2 separate regions of the Homo sapiens genome follow, and region 1 is linked to region 2. A link is an interaction called in ENCODE POLR2A ChIA-PET data of the cell type or tissue named here. Cell type or tissue: PC-9. All regions are shown on one strand. Links, peaks and the distances in the headings refer to the core of each region. The heading gives the core; the rest is flanking DNA.

Region 1 (8,387 bases), core at 54-8,053, 190 kb before region 2:
TGAGTAGGCACGGTGAAAGGTTTTTGTTTTTTAAAATTGTGGAATTTACTGAGTTTGAAGACAATGTGGAAAGTTGCATTAAAATTTTTTTTAATTTGGCTAACATTTACAGTCTTATGTAAAAATATAGGCTAAATAACACCAGCCCAAGAGTTGGATTTTAGGTAAAATAATTTTTGCACTTATCAAAATTCTACATGGGGGAAAAATTAGAAATGAATTTATTTTGAATTTTGTTAGTGTGAATAGTGTTTTGAAAATAACTCGGTTCAAGTACTATAAATGTACATTCAGATAAAAAATGTAAACTGTGGTAATTAATTTTTTTTTTCTTTTTTAGTATTAACCTCTGCTATATCAGCAACTCAAAGTACAATATCTCATTTGGCTTGATTATAGTGCCAAATGATCATAGTGCATGATTATGGAGGGGGCTAGGAACAGAACTGCAGAATTATCCAGTTTTGCTCCTTTTTCAATTTAGAATGCCCTATCCTTTCGTTCAGTTTGGTGATTGTAAGTGTGTACCTATAAAATAAAAATAGACATGTAAAATTGGGGATTGGAGTCTTTGGGCCAAAAGCTTAATGGCAGTAACTGAGAAGGCAGTAAAAGAGGAGACACTGTTACCCCGGTTCTTTTCCTTTTTCCTACACGTTTAAAAATTATTTGTGGGACAGTTGAGAGTGGAAGTGAGGCTGAGATGGGAGGGGGGAAGAGTAGGTGTGAGAAGGTTGCAGAGTTTAGGTAGGGATCAGAATAAGAGGCAGGATTTATGTGTTAGTGTGTTTTGATGCTATTTTCTGTAAATCCCTGGACTGGGAATTTAATTTCATACAGTGTTTAGCATATGGGATTAATATATTGATGAAGCAGACTTATATAGCTGTCCAGTATTAAATTTTTTCAATTTTCAGCTAATCCTAAAAATCCTACTAAATATAATTTGCTAGAATTACCAGTGTAATAATTTATCCTAGAACTCCCAAGTTTTCCTAGACAAAAATAATTTTCTACTTCGTGTTACCTGAACTAAAAATTTCACTGGACATTCAGTGTTTTTAAAATGCATTAAGTTCTCAAGCAAAAGGTACTTTAATTTGAAGAAGTAAATTAATATAGGGTGAACTGATTTGGATCAGAATCCCAAGAAAATAAGGAGATAACTTAGAGGAAATAAAACAGATTTTATGACAGATTTCAACAGATGAAAGAAACTAGTTAAAAAGATTTCACAGGAAAAACCATAGTTGGTGCTTGATTGGCTTTAAAAGAAATTTACTGATCATTTAAAACGGAGATATTCACCATCATAAAAGAAAATCCGAATGTTGGCTTAAACAAAAACATAATTAGGAAAATAAGTCTTGCCCAAAGCTACATATGATAAATTCCAAAGCCAGATGTCAATTTTTTTTTTCTGATTTTCTTGTGTTGTAGACAATCTGTTATTTGTATGCATTTCATTATCCTTGATGATCAAGGGTTGGCTGTGTGAAGAGAGGTTCATAAAGGTTGGCCGAATTTAAAGAAGCAGGCTCAGGCTTTAAGAAGAGCTGGTTCTTCTACACAAATGGATTGAGACAGGGAGTTAGAATTTTAATCAAATAAATAACTGGAGGAAACAGTGGCTCAAAAGAAGGATGTAAGACAGATTACCTTGGACAGGTACAAAGAAATAATAAAAGCTTGCCAGGAGTATGATCAGTAAGGAAGGGAACAGAATACATCTTGCCATGAAAGGAAAGAGGAATAAGTGGAAAAATGCCCTCTGATACCTCAGCAACAAGAGAGAGGAATGAAACTTCACGCCCTTCTTGACTGGGGTTAGAAACATCATTATAGGTATTGCCACAAAGTCACAAGATTTTTTTATTACATTAAAAAATGTAGGCCAGGCGTGGTGGCTCATTCCTATAATCCCAGCACTTTAAGAGGCTAAGGCAGGAGGATCACTTGAGCTCAGGTGTTGAGAACAGCCCTGGCAACAAAGACCTTGTTTCCACAGAAAATCAAAAAATTAGCTAGGTATGGTAGTAGTACGCAGCTGTGGTGCCGGCTACTTTGGAGGCTGAAGTGGGAGGATCTCTTGAGCCTGGGAGGTCAAGGCTGCAGTGAGCTATGATGGCACTGCTGCGCTCCAGCTTGGGCAACAGAGCAAGACAGTGTATCAAAAAAAAAAAAACATATAATCTTGAGGGATAGTGATTGATAGGGTAAATTATGAGCATTACTTATATGAGAATGTAAAATTTAAAATTGTCAGAAATAAAAAGAGGGATTCGCTGTAATATCATGGCCTATTTTGAGTTATTTGAAAGGGAGGGATACATTATAAACTGAAATTATTAACTGAATTTCTGGATTAACTACTGATAGGAATCAAGCAAAACATTTGTTAGCAGTATGCTGTTTACATGTGCTGAGATGGATTCCAAAAGTTGGGGACACTGGCCCATGTTATGGAGAACAGGATTATAAGAATTTTAAGGGAGATACATACATATGCAAAGATAATTACCAGACAGCTGGCAAGTGCCAAATTCAGGTACAAAAGAGAAAGAGGGCTCAGGGAGGTAATCTTCATAGAGATAATAGAATTTGACCCTGGCCTTAAAGATTGGTTAACATGTGTATGGAGAGAGGGAAGTGGGGGAGGCGAAAGGCGGAAGGTATTCACCCATCTCATTCAGCAAATTTATGCTGATCCTCTACCAAGTGCTAGACCCTGGCCATACAGTGGAAAATAAGAGAAAGTTTTTGCCCTTACGTAACTTATATTCTAGTGGGAGAAGACAGGACAATAAACAAAGACAGTAAACAAGTAAACAGTACATTAAAAAAGTGATGTTAAATAGTGGTCGGTAGTAAAGGTAATGATCAGGGTCGATAAATTGCACTTATTCTGTGAATCACTTGCTTTGCCTATGATAGTCTAATGAACAGTCTTCATGTTATAACTTTTTAATATTCATGTGCAGTCCAAATGAATTTGAATAAAAATCTACACATTAACCAGTTTTTAAAAAAAGAAATGGGAATTAAAGAAAAAGAAACCTATGTGACTTTTTTTTAGGTCAAAGCATGGAAACTTAGATTTTTTTTTTTTTTTTTTTGAGACGGAGTCTTGCTCTGTCGCCAGGCTGGAGTGCAGTGGCGCCATCTCGGCTTTCTGCAGCCTCCGCCTCCCGGGTTCAAGCGATTCCCCTTCCTCAGCCTCCCGAGTAGCTGGGACTACAGGCGTGTGCCACCGCACCCAGCTAATTTTTTTTTGTATTTTAGTAGAGACGGGGTTTCACCACGTTGGCCAGGATGGTCTCGATCTCCTGACCTCGTGTTCCACCCGCCTTGGCCTCCCAAAGTGCTGGGATTACAGGTGTGAGCCACCACACCCGGCCAGAAACTTTAAATTTTTTTTTTAATGCCTTGTTAATGTATCCACAGTTCTTTTGCTGCCATTTGCTAAGAATCTCATGTTTTTTTACAATGAGATTAATGTCATTGTTTACTGTTCAGTTAGCTTTTTCACGTATTGGGCTATATTCTTAGGTTAGACTCTCTGTTAGGAACAATAATCACCATAGTGTCATAAAGTGAAGCTAAATTCCAAAGATTGTTTTGTATGGGAACATACAAAAGAAAAGATGTACAGACAATAAACTGTTAGGCTTAATTACCAATAGGTAAAATAGGGTAAGGGATGACACCTGTTCAACTCTTGTCCCTATGGCATATTGTTCCTGTATTACTACAAAAAGTAAAAACCTGAAGCAAAGATGTTCCAAAATGGGGAAGTCTTGATCTTTCCTGTAGTTATTGGACTGCCAGGTTTGTTTTGTTATTGTTTAGAAGATGTCCTTCATAGTGGTCAACTAAAAACTGATATTATCAGGAGCTATTTCATGTTTTGGGGCACATTTTGTTCTTCTGAAGCATTCTTTAAGAAATATGTGCCCTTCACTCTTTTTGCAGTTTTTAATTTTTTTTTTTTTAATTAAAGATGGGGTCTGTCTCTGTCACACAGGCTGAAGTGCAATAGAGCAATCATAGCTCACTGTAGTCTCAAACTCCTGGGCTCAAGCAGTCCTCCTGCCTCAGCCTCCCAAGTAGCTGAGACCACAGGTGGTGCATGCCACCACACCCGGCTAATTATTATTATTTATTTTTATTATTTTTATAGAGATGGGGGTCTCACTTTGTTGCCCAGGCTGGTCTTAAACTCCTGGCTTCAAGCAGTCTTCCTGCCTTAGTCTCCCAAAGTGCTAGGATTACAGGCACAAGCCACTGTGACCAGCAAAACTTTTTTATAGGTGAAATTGAGGTAAAGGATTTTAAAAAGTGTTGATATTAAGTGTGTCTATAGAACCAAATCCCTCAAGAATTATTCTGTATGCACCTAACCAATTTTCATCTACAAAATACTTGAGATAAACCTATGGGAAACAATTTTAATACAAGGTAGGAAATTCTTTAGTGCTCTCTTGATTTCCTCCTAAACTAAATGCTTAATTTATTTAATTTTTATTTTTTTGAGACATGGTCTTACTCTGTCGCCCAAGCTGGAGTGCAGTGGTGTCATCACAGCTCACTACATCCTTGACTTCCTCGGTTCAAGGGATTCTCCCACCTCAGCCTCCCAAATAGCTAGGACTATAGGCATGTGCAACTATACCTAGCTAATTTTTTATTTTGTGTAGAGACAGGGTCTTGCTATGTTGCCCAGCTAGTCTTGAACTCCTGGGCTCAATCAATCCTCCCACCTCGGCGTCCCAAAGCATTGGGATTACAGGTGTGAGCCACCATGCTTGGCCTTAATTTAGAAAAGAATTACAGCTATAAATGCTGTGGGTCTGTGGTATGTGTAATAAAAGTTAATCTGACTTGTACTCCTCAAAAATATTTGGGAAAGACAGAAGAATTCAGGTTTGTTTTAATGTCTATGTATGTTGGGGTGGGGCAAATTGCGTTTATAGAAAAAAGATGTAATGGTATGGCAAGATAATTAATATTTAATATATCCATTATTTCTCTTAAAATAAATGGGGAAAGATGTGTAGAGAAGTATATGCTACTTACAGTGTGCGTTGTACTAGTTTTTAAATACACAGTTTATATCCCAGGATAGTAGAGTAGGCTTTTGACAAATGTTTGTCAAATAATTTCAGTCAGTTCTTACACCTGTTGCTTTTTATAGCCGTTCCATTATATCTCTAGCTTAGAGCACTGTGTTTTGAGCTTTGAGTTGCAGTTTGCAAGGGGTTGACTTATAGTCTTGGGCATGGACTCTTATTTGAGCCATGTGCTCACTCTAGAACGGGGTCTCTGACCTCACCTCCAGCTTTGACCCTGTGGCTGACCTGACTTCTTCTTTTCCAAAATGATGGGTGGTTGTTTCCAGTCACCTTTTTCGGCTCACAGTGTAACAGCTCCTTCTCTTCCCGAGCAGCTGAGCTGTGTGCTCTTTGGATCACTTCTCAGAATACTAAGGTATATGTATTGCCATGCTGGCTTATTTTGTAGTGGGTTTATTTGTTGTTGTTGCTTGGTTTTTGTTGTTATTGTTTGGTTGGTGGAAAAGAAAATTCCTCGAGAAGATAGTTCTTGACTTGTTTTGTAAACTGTACATGGTATATGAAGCATAGTATTATTTCCTCTTCCTTCGTAGCTTTAGTTAAACATCTTGGGTTGACTTGAGAAAGAATTGGTAAGAATGATATTTTGATAATACCCACCAACCAAAAACTAACAAAGACTTTTTTTTTTTAATTGAGACAGTTGGGAAACTTGAAAATGGAATATATATTAGGTGATATTTAATAGTTACAACCATAATGTTTTCAGCTATAATAGTCATATTGTGGTTATGTTAAAATATTTTCATGTGTTAAAAATACATATGGATGTACTTACAGGCAGAATAAAATGATGCGAAATGTTCATTTTAAAAAACTTCAGGATGGGCACAAACACACAGAAGTGGGAAATGAATAAAAGAGTATTGATAAATTTTTGAAAATTGTTGAAGCTGAGTAATGGGTAAGTTGGAGTTTGTTATTTTTTTTACATTTGTGTATATTTGGAAATGTCCCTAATAATGATTTAAAATATATAACCAATTATAACTGTAGGGTAAGAAATTAAATGCAATAAAATTGTGTTGTTGGGTTGGGTATGAGGGTTCATTCTTATGATCCAGTACTTTGGGAGGCTGAGGTGGGAGGATCGCTTGAGGTCAGGAGTTTGAGACCAGCTTAGGTAGCATGGTGAGACTCTGTCTCTGCAAAATAAAATAAAGTAAAATTATATGCTTGGACATTTGAGCTAATTAGCTAATCAAAAGTCTGCACTTGGCTTTTTTTTTTTTTTTTTTTTTTTGAGACCCAGTTTCACTCTGTCACCCAGGTTGGAGTGCAGTGGCGCAGTCTCAGCTCACTGCAATCTCTGCCTCCTGGGTTCAAGCAATTCTCCTGCCTCAGCCTCCCAAGTAGCTGGGATTACAGGCGTGCACCACCACACCAGCTAATTTTTGTATTTTTAGTAGAGATGTGGTTTCACCAGGGTGGCCAGGCTGGTCTCAAACTCCTGACTTCAAGTGATCTGCTTGTCTTGGCCTCTCAAAGTGCTAGGATTATAGGTGTAATCCACTGCTCCTGGCCTGCACTTGACATTTTCTATAAGTTCTGTTTTTAGTAATAAAATTTTAAGAATAAGGAAAATTTCATAGACACATCGTAAGAGGCCAGGCATGGTGGCTCATGCCTGTAATCCCAGCACTTGGGGAGGTGGGCGGATCACTTGAGGTCAGGAGTAGACCAGCCTGGGCAACATGGTGAAACCTTGTCGCCACAAAAAATACAAAAAATTGGCTGGGTGTGATGGTGCACACCTGTAGTCCCAGCCACTCGTGGGGCTCAGGTAGGAGGATCACCTGAGCCTGGCAGGTCAAGGCTGCAGTAAGCCATGTTAGTGCCAGTGCACTCCAGCCTGGGCAACAGAGTGAGACCCTGTTTCAAAAACAAAGAAACAAAACATCATAAGAAGTGTTTAAAATGCTTAACTTTGAGATCTTGTAATAATAGTGTACCTTGTAGTTTATAAATTGCTTTTACATATTTTGTCTCTTTTATCCTTGGAAGACATGAGTTACCCATTTTACAGATGAGGAAACTAAGGCCTTAGAGAGATGAAGTAATTTATTGAAATCCTAAAGCAAGTAAGAAGTGGTGCTAGAATTGGAGCCAAGATCTTCTGATTCATATTCAGGTGTCCATTCTCTTGTATACATATACTTAAAAGTGCTATTTTTTTGTGGTACTATAAACTAATGGTTTTCAAACATTTTGGTCTCAGGACACATTTATACTCTTAAAAATTTCTGAGGACCCCAAAAATCTTTTGTTTATATAGACTATGTCTGTCCATACTTAACATTAGAAATTAAAACTGAAAAATGTTTAAAATATTTATTTATTTAAAAAATAACAAACATTAGGCCAGGCATGGTGGCTCATGCCTGTAATCCCAACACTTTGGGAGGCTGAGGTCAGTGGATCTCATGAAGTCAGGAGTTCGAGACCAGCTTGACCAACATGGTAAAACCCCGTCTCTACTAAAAATACAAAAATTAGCCAGGTGTGGTGGTGGGCGCCTGTAATCCCAGCTACTTGGGAGGCTGAGGCACGAGAATCGCTTGAACCCGGGAGGCAGAGGTTGCAGTGAGCCGAGATCCTGCCATTGCACTCCAGCCTGGGCGACAGAGCGAGACTGTGTCTCAAAAAAAAGAAGAAAAAACAAAGAGGGTTGATATAAATAATATGCTTTTATGAAAAAGGTATTCCAACACACACAAAAAAATCTGGTGAGAAACATGGCATTGTTTTACGTTTTGCCATTCTCTTTAGTATATTTCTTTATAGAAGATAGCTGGGTTTGCATAATTGCTCCTGTATTCAATCTGTTGTGATATGTTGTTTTGGTTGAAATACGTGAAGAAAACCTGGCTGCACACGGATACATAGTTGAAGAAGGGTGGGGTATTTTCATAGTCTTTTCATATAATTGTGAATATTTTTGTTACACCAAAATTCAACAATTGGTAAATGCTTTTTATTTATTTATTTATTTTTTTGAGATAGTCTCGCTCTGTCGCCCAGGCTGGAGTGCAGTGGTGTGATCTCAGCTCACTGCAACCTCTGCCTCCCGGGTTCAAGTGATTCTCCTGCCTCAGCCTCTCAAGTAACTGGGATTACAGGCACGCACCACCATGCCCAGCTAATTTTTATATTTTTAGTAGAGATGGGGTTTCAGCATATTGACCAGGCTGGTCTCAAACTCCCGACCCCAAGTGATCCGCTTGCCTCGGCCTCCCAAATTTCTGGGATTACAGG
Region 2 (8,240 bases), core at 1-8,000:
CAGGATGGGAGGTCTGCTTGAGCCCAGGGCTTGAGACCAGCTTGGACAACAGAGTGACACCCCATCTCTAAATTAAAAAAAAAAAAAAAATTAGCCAGGTGTGGTACATCTGTGGTCCCAGCTCCTTGGGAGGCTGAGGTTGGAAGATCATTTGTGCCCGGGAGGTCAAGGCTGCAGTGAGCTATGATTGTGCCACTGCACTCCAGCCTGGATGACAGATCAAGACCCCATCTCAAAAAAAAGAAGAAGGAAAAGAAAAAAAAGTTGAAGTTGATGACAGAGACTTAAAATCATCTTAATGGCTACATTTCAGAATACTTAAAGCGCCTTAGAATCTTGTTTTTCCAAAAGAGCACTAGGCAAAATGCTGTGCAGAGAGGAATAGAGACTAACCAGTAGATTAAAAAAAAAAAAACAAAACAGAATACCACTGGGTGGGGAGGTATCATAAACTAAAGGAAGGGAGTTTTAACAAGTGGGATAGAAACCTATGTTAAATACGGAAAAGAAGAGGAGGATGTGGACTGAGAAAAAAACTTCAAGCATGAAAAGAAAACACTAGTAATCCTCCAAAGCAGCAAATATGGATGAAGTTATGTATATGAGAGCCTGTCCAGGGGAACTTCCCAAATGGCAGAGGTATCAAGGAAGCAGGGACAGCATGTAGCACCCATGGAGTCAGTAAGTTTGGCAGCAGAAATGAGAACAGAGAAAGCGTGGTAGCCAAGAGGGCAACTGAATTGAAAGAAAGTGTTCGTCTTCTGTTTTTAAGATGGGAAGAGCTGTATATCTGAACAAGAGGAAAGAGGTCCACTAAGCTAGTTGCGAGACAAAAAGAGAAAAGGACAGGAGCAAAGTCCCAGCAAATGGAAAGAGTGAAACAGAATGGCATTAAGTTTCAGAGAAAGGCATGAATACCTCATCTGAGACTTAATGGAAAGAAACAAGAATGGATGCAGGCACACAGAGATTTATGGGAGTAAGGGAAAAGATGAGGGTGTTCTGGTGAGACAGCTTCACTTTCTCAATCGGTTGAAAGCAACCATTCACCTGGTACTTCCCACTCTTCTGAGTAAGGCTAACCCAATGCTGGTAAACAGCTATGTTTATTTTTGTTTTTGTTTTTACACACAACTCACACTTCTCTGAATAGCCATGTTTAAAAGCTTAACTGAAGAGCTATTACAAATACAAACCCATAAAGTAATCAGGAATAAGTCATCAATCTTTCCAATATGGTATTTGGGAGAAAATATACTTAGGATTACCCCTGGGTTTAGAGATTACCTTTAAGCCATTCAGAGAAGACTGTGGCTCTGATTAAGATCCATTCTCTTGTCCCCTCCTTTGGCTGCCATTTTCCAATGCAATGATAAGGTCTGACAGCTGGTAGAGGCAGACATCTGATGAATGCAAAGACTTTTATTTGTCCAGATGACAGAAGAATGTGAAGAAACTGGTCATTTGAAATCTAGCTCCATCATGCTCTCCTTATCGCCCTTTTTCCATTGCTTCATTCTTCCCTAGCTACACTTTCAGGTTCCAGTTCTCAATGTTCCATGTGATTTGAAAGCTTTCACTGCTGTTCCATGAGATTTCGCTCCACTATGAAAAGCCCCAGGCTCCTTTTAATTATCAAAATCTACTTCACATGCATCATGTTCTTAACAACCAAACACCAAACTCCCAACAAAGCTGCTTAGTATCACTTCAGTATCTACACTGTATATGTTTGATCATCCTTGTTATTAACAAAAACAGCCCCTTCCATAGGCAGCAATACAATCTCTTACGTTGTATCCAAGGTCAGTAACAAAAATGACAGATCGGTTGGAAAGAATGTCACATGCATGCATGTGTGTAAATATGCACATATTCATCTACTAAGAGTGAATAATTATTTTTGTAACTTTATATATAAAACACCAACCATATTACTTTTCTCTTGCAAATATTTCATTTCTTTAGAATGACATACAATAGAGTGGGATTCATTAAAAAATATGAGTGGTTGAATTTCAAGTAAGAAATCTATACAGGGTTTGTTAACTTCTTGGAATCTTGCTAACTTACATCAAATCTACTATTTTGCCTTTGTGTTCTGTCACAGCCATTTGTAGCTACTTTCTAATTTTCTAATCTTTCATTTCCTATAAAATGCTTTACATGTCAAAATAAATTACTAATTCAGACATTGCTATGAAAAACAGAAATCCCTTTGATAAAAAAAGGAACAGATATTTGGATTATGGAGCATAAATTATACTCTGGTATATTTATGCAAAAGGGTTAAGGCCAAAGAAAGAATCTGCTTGCTTATTAAAAATGCAAACATTACCTCAGTCATACAAATAGCCCCAAACTCGCCCAGCCACTGCCTCTGCAGATCACCCACCAGCATTAGCATTACATCATATGACATTATGAAACAATAGTGAACTCTGTGTAATACTTCAATATATTGTTTTGAAAGAATAAACTGTCATTAAGTTGAATAAAAGCTTTCTGAAATCAAACCTGGGGGGTACAGGCTTCACTGTGTGGCCTTTTTACTATTTTGAGGAATGGCCTCATCCTGAAAGCAGGAAAGGGGGAAAAAAGAGTCAGAGTATAAAGGCGACAGTGATGCCTGGCCCCTGCAGCAGCCCAGCAGGCAGAGGGTAGGGCTTTTAATTATCAGGCAGAACAACGTCAAAGCAGGAGGCTCTGCAACAAATGCTGCACCTCAAAACCCAAACAACCTCATACCCACCACGCTAGTTCCTGTATATCCTAGTGATTTCTATAATGGGCTTTGCTAGAATTGGAAACTAAGTCTTATTCTATGTCCTGATGCAATCTTAAAATGTGCTATCACTTACAGCCATGTGACTTTAGGCAATTAATTTAAGCTCTCTAGGCCTCAATATTTTAATCTATAAAAACAGAAAGAACAATAGCTATTATGTAGAAGCATGGGGGATAAGATACTATTATCATAATTAAACTTATCATTTCCACCCCCTTTGCCTATCTTTCCTAATCACGGCCCAAGATGTTTCGTCTTCACAAGTGAAACATGAGCATCACCTTCAATGCTCACTGGCTTTTTGTTTGCTATAGTCTGGCCACAGCCACATGTTGTCATTTCTAGATTCACGCCACTCTCATCAAGTGGGGGTTGGGGTGGGGGGGATGAATTATACAAACTATTTTCTATAGTATTTTTTGAAACTCGGGCCGGGCATGGTGGCTCATGCCTGTAGTCTCAGCACTTTGGGAGGCTAAGGTGGGAGGAGCACTGGAGTCCAGGAGCTCAAGACCAACATGGGCAACATAGTGAAACCCTGTCTCTACAAAAAAAAAAAAAAATGTATTTTAATTAGCCGGGTGTGGTGGTGCACACTGTAGTCCCAGCTACTCTGGAAGCTGAGATGGGTGGATCGCTTGAGCCCAGGAGGTGGAGGCTGGAGTGAGCCATGATCTCATCTCTACCTTCCTTAACCAAATCCCCGATAACCTCTTCCTATAATCTGCTCCTTACTAGCCTTCCTCCTTCCTCACCTATTCTCAATGTTCTTAATAACCAAGGCTCAAAAAGGTGGAAAAACAAAGCCAGACAACATAATAGTTGGTGGCAAAGTCCCAGTTAAAACTCATTTATCAATGCAACCAGGTCCAGTTGCATTGCATTAACTGCATCACATTAATTATTCACTTTCAGGGCACTCAGTGATGATTTATTTATTTTGAGACAGAGTCTTGCTCTGTTGCCCAGATTGGAGTGCAGTGATGCAATCTTGGCTCACTGCAACCTCCACCTCTAGGGCTCAAGTGATACTCCCACCTCAGCCTCCTGAGTAGCTGGAACTACAGGTGCCCACCACCATGCCCGGCTAAGTTTTGTATCTTTTGTAGAGACAGGGTTTTGCCATGTTGGCCAGGCTAGTCTCAAACTCCTGTGCTCAGGTGATCCAACCGCCTTGGCCTTCCAAAGTGCTAGGATTACAGGCGTGAGCCACCATGGCCAGCCCTCAGTGATGACTTCAAATCTGAGGTTAGCTTCCCTTAACACCAAGTCTTCTAGATATTTCCCCTACTAGTGATTAATCATAAAACGAATTACAGCTGACCCTTGAACAACAACATGGGTCTGAACCACGTGGGTCCACTTATACGTAGATTTTCTTCTGCCTCTGCCACCCCTAAGACAGCAAAACTAACCCCTCCTTTTCCTCCTTCTCGGCCTACTCAACGTGAAGACAATGATGAAGATCTTTCTGATGATCTACTTCCACTTAATGAATAGTTAATATACTTTCTCTTCCTTATATTTTTCTTTGAGACCAAGTCTCACTCTGTCACCCAGGCTGGAGTGCAGTGGCATGATCTTGGCTCACTGCAACCTCTGCCTCCCGGGTTCAAGCGATTCTTGTGCCTCAGCCTCCCAAGTAGCTGGGACTACAGCTGCACGCCACCACACCCAACTAATTTTTGTATTTTTAGTAGAGATGGGGTGTCACCATGGTGGCCAGGCTGATCTCGAATTCCTGACCTGAAGTGATCCATCCTCCTCGGCCTCCCAAAGTACTAGGATTACAGGCATGAGCCACTGTGCCTGGCCTTCCTTATAATTTTCTTAATACATTTTCTTTTCTCTAGTTTACTTTATTGTAATAATATAGTATATAATAACATATAACACAAAAGATGTGTTAATCAACTGTTTATGCTATCAGTAAGGCCTCTAGTAAACAGAAGGCTATTAGTAGTTAAGTTTTGGCTAAGTTGAAAGTTATATGCAGATATTTTTTTTTTTTCTGAGATGGAGTTTCACTGTTGTTGCCCAAGCTGGAATGAAGTGGTAGTCTCAGCTCACTGCAACCTCCATCTCCTGGTTCTAGCAATTCTCCTGCCTCAGCCTCCTGAGTAGCTGGGTTTACAGGTGCACACCACCACACCCAGCTAATTTTTTTTTTTTGAGATGGAGTCTTGCTCTGTCACCCAGGCTGGAGTGCAGTGGCACAATCTTGGCTCAATGCAAGCTCTGCCTCCCAGGTTCATGCCATTCTCCTACCTCACCCTCCCAAGTAGCTGGGACTACAGGCACCCGCCACCACACCCGGCTAATTTTTTTTGTACTTTCAGTAGAGACAGGGTTTCACCGTGTTAGCCAGGATGGTCTCGATCTCCTGACCTCATGATCCACCCGCCTTGGCCTCCCAAAGTGCTGTTTTACAGGCGTAAGCCACTGCGCCCGGCCTAATTTTTTGTATTTTTAGTAGAAATGGGGTTTCACCATGTTGGCCAGGCTGGTATTGATCTCCTAACCTCAGGTGATCCACCCACCTCGGCCTCCCAAAGTGCTGGGATTATAGGCATGAGCCGCAGCGCCTGGCCGGCTTTTTTTTTTTTTCTTTTGAGGCAGGATCTCACTCTGTCACCTAGGCTGAAGTGTACTGACATGACTACTGCTCACTGCACCCTTGACCTCCTGGGCTCAAGCGATCCTTCTACAACAGCTTCCCAACTAGCTGGGACGACAGGTATGTGCCACCATGCCTGGCTAATTTTTTGTATTATCTGTTGAGACAGAGTCTCATTGTGTTGCCCAGGCTGGTCTTGAACTGTTGGACTCAAGTGATCCTCCTGCCTCAGCCACCCAAAGTGCTGGAATTACAGGTGTGAGCCACCATGCCCTACTATTGTTAACTTCTTTAGAGAATCACATTATTCCTCAAAATCATGAAAACTAAGAAGATGAGTAGGCCATGCAAGGTGCCTCACGCCTGTAATCCCAGCACTTTGGGAGGCCGAGGTGGGTGGATCACCTGAGGTCAGGAGTTCGAGACCAGCCTGGCCAACATGGTGAAACCCCATCTCAACTAAAAATAATAATAATAAAAACATTTAGCTTGGCGTGGTGGCAGGCATCTGTAATCACAGCTACTTCAGGAGGCTGAGGCAGGAGAATCACTTGAACCTGGGAGGTGGAGGTTGCAGTAAGCCAAGATCAAGCCATTGCACTCCAGCCTGGGTGACAGAGCAAAACTCTAAAAAAAAAAAAAAAAAAAAAAAAAAGATGAGTAACATGATATAATGTGTTGTTTTACATAAGAGCCAGAATGTTTACCAAAGTCTAACTCTCAGGCCTGTAGGGAAGAAATTGATTAGGAGATATACCTAATGTGAATGACGAGTTAATGGGTGCAGCACACCAACATAGCATATGTATACATATGTAACAAACCTGCATGTTGTGCACATGTACACTAAAACTTAAATAATAATAAAAAAGAAACTGAAAGCTTGTATTTCCTTATTTATGAAACAGATGAAGCACTGGTAAGAATAAGACAATATATGGATCATCTATAAAGCACCATTTGTTTTTGTTTTCTAAATAGTGTGGAACAGTGTAATATAGGATTTGACATCAATGAAGAAGGTTCAAGTACAACCTCTGTGTATGCCAGCTGCCTTATAAAAGGCTTATAAGAAGCTTATCTTACCCCAATCATTGAAACACATTTAATGATGTAAGAATTAAAGGGATGATATGTGTATGAGGAGGGGCATTTTAATTCAAATAGCTATGTAAATGTAAGATGTTTTACACTGTATTATACCAAGTTAAGTAAACCAGGGCCTTATGTTCATTATTTCCTAATCTTTGGTGGGGGTGAGGGAGGAGAGAACTGAAGGACTCTTACAGCAGAAACACCAGTTAATATAAAATAATCTCCACTACTTAATAGAGATACAAAAATAATAAAGTTGTGGCCTTCGTTCAAAAGGTAACTACCACAGTATATGCTAATTGGGTGGGTAATCTCTCTTCTCAAACACACACTCTCATATAAAACTGCCGCCAGGATTAATTACGAGTGTATCAGTAGTGATGGAGATTTTTCTCTATGGATCTGAACTAGTCCACCCACTGTCCAGATCACAAATAAGAATGAAAATCTTTCCATGGGAATATAACAGGGAAGGGCCATTTCCAACCTCATTCATTCACTTAGTCCCTATCTTATACCAGATTATATTTCACGTGCTGGGAATTCAACAGTGAGCAAAAGAGAAAATACCTGCCATCATGGAGCTCACATTCTAGCAGAGAAATATAGACAGATAAAGATATTTGCAATAGGTCAATGATAATTAAGTGCTATAGAGAAAAACAGGTAGGCAAAGGGGCTGCAGTTTTAATTAAGGAAATCAAGAAAGGCTTCACTGAGAAGATGCCATTTAAGCAAAGACCTAAAGGAGATGAGAGAGCAAGATACATGGATAAGTAGAGGGAAAGTAGTAGGGCTACACAAACGTCTCCAGCAAGTTCAGATAAAACAAAACGCAATCCTTTACCTTTCAAAAGGGGCTGGAAGGTTGGAATCTCTTGCAACTTGATGACATCGGGATCGTTGCTGACGTTCCGTGAGGCCTGGGAGCCCTGAGCTACAACCACAATATCATCCATCTTGGCTCTATGCTTGGCTGGTGAAGGAGTCACTGAAAATAAAGTTACACTGCTTAGGAGATGCATATTAGGCATCTCTGCCTCACCAAAGCAGTTTTTGGTGTAGTGATTAAAAAGAATAATTTTATAAAATGTAGCTATCTTGCAGTTGGGGTTGGGGTGGCAGGGATGAATTATAGAAACTGTTTTCTATAGTATTTTTAAAAGCTCAGGCTGGAGCCAGGCACGGTGGCTCATGCATGTAATCTTAGCACTTTGGGAAGCCGAGGTGGGCAGATCACCTGAGGTCAGCAGTTCAAGACCAGCCTGGCCAACATGGCGAAACCCTGTCTCTACTAAAAACACAAAAATTAGCGGGGCATGGTGGCGGGTGCCTGTAATCCCAGCTACTCAGGAGGCTGAGGCAGGAGAATCACTTGAGCCCGAGAGGCGGAGGTTGCGGTGTGCCAAGATCGTGCCACTGCACTTGAGCCTGGGCAACAGAGTGAGACTCTGTCTCAAAAACAAACAAACAAAAACGCCACCTCAGGCTGGGTGTGGTGGCTCATGCCTGTAATCTCAGCACTTTGAAAGGCTGAGTGGGAGGATCACCAGAGTCCAGGAGTTCAAGACCAACCTGGGCAACATAGTGAGACCCTATCTCTAAAAAAAAAAAAAAAAAAAAAAAAAATTTCTTTTAATTAGTCAGATGTGGTGGTGCACACTGTAGTCCCAGCTACTCAGGAAGCTGAGATGGGAGGATCACTTGAGCCCAGGAGGTCAAGACCACAGTGAGCCATGA

Evidence for each region. Peaks named below come from ENCODE experiments on the same cell type or tissue, not always from the same donor. Only the 100,000 strongest peaks of a DNase experiment are listed, where the experiment ranks them.
Region 1: POLR2A ChIA-PET joins it to region 2 with 19 read pairs; 18 of 35 experiments call an interaction of 5 or more read pairs at or near these places.

What each region holds. Positions count from the first base shown.
Region 1 is chr12:12,552,185-12,560,571 of GRCh38, reverse strand. The region is part of intron 1 of DUSP16 (dual specificity phosphatase 16); the gene reads left to right. Among named protein-coding and RNA genes, the nearest start is that of DUSP16, 6.5 kb to the left of the region's middle. In PC-9, for the core only: no CTCF peak of the experiment used is centred there; no DNase peak of the experiment used is centred there; H3K4me3 peaks cover 762 bases; H3K27ac peaks cover 663 bases.
Region 2 is chr12:12,360,457-12,368,696 of GRCh38, reverse strand. BORCS5 (BLOC-1 related complex subunit 5) reads right to left here. Exons shown (of 4, transcript NM_058169.6): 2 at 7,348-7,491. Among named protein-coding and RNA genes, the nearest start is that of BORCS5, 7.5 kb to the right of the region's middle. In PC-9, for the core only: no CTCF peak of the experiment used is centred there; no DNase peak of the experiment used is centred there; H3K27ac peaks cover 419 bases.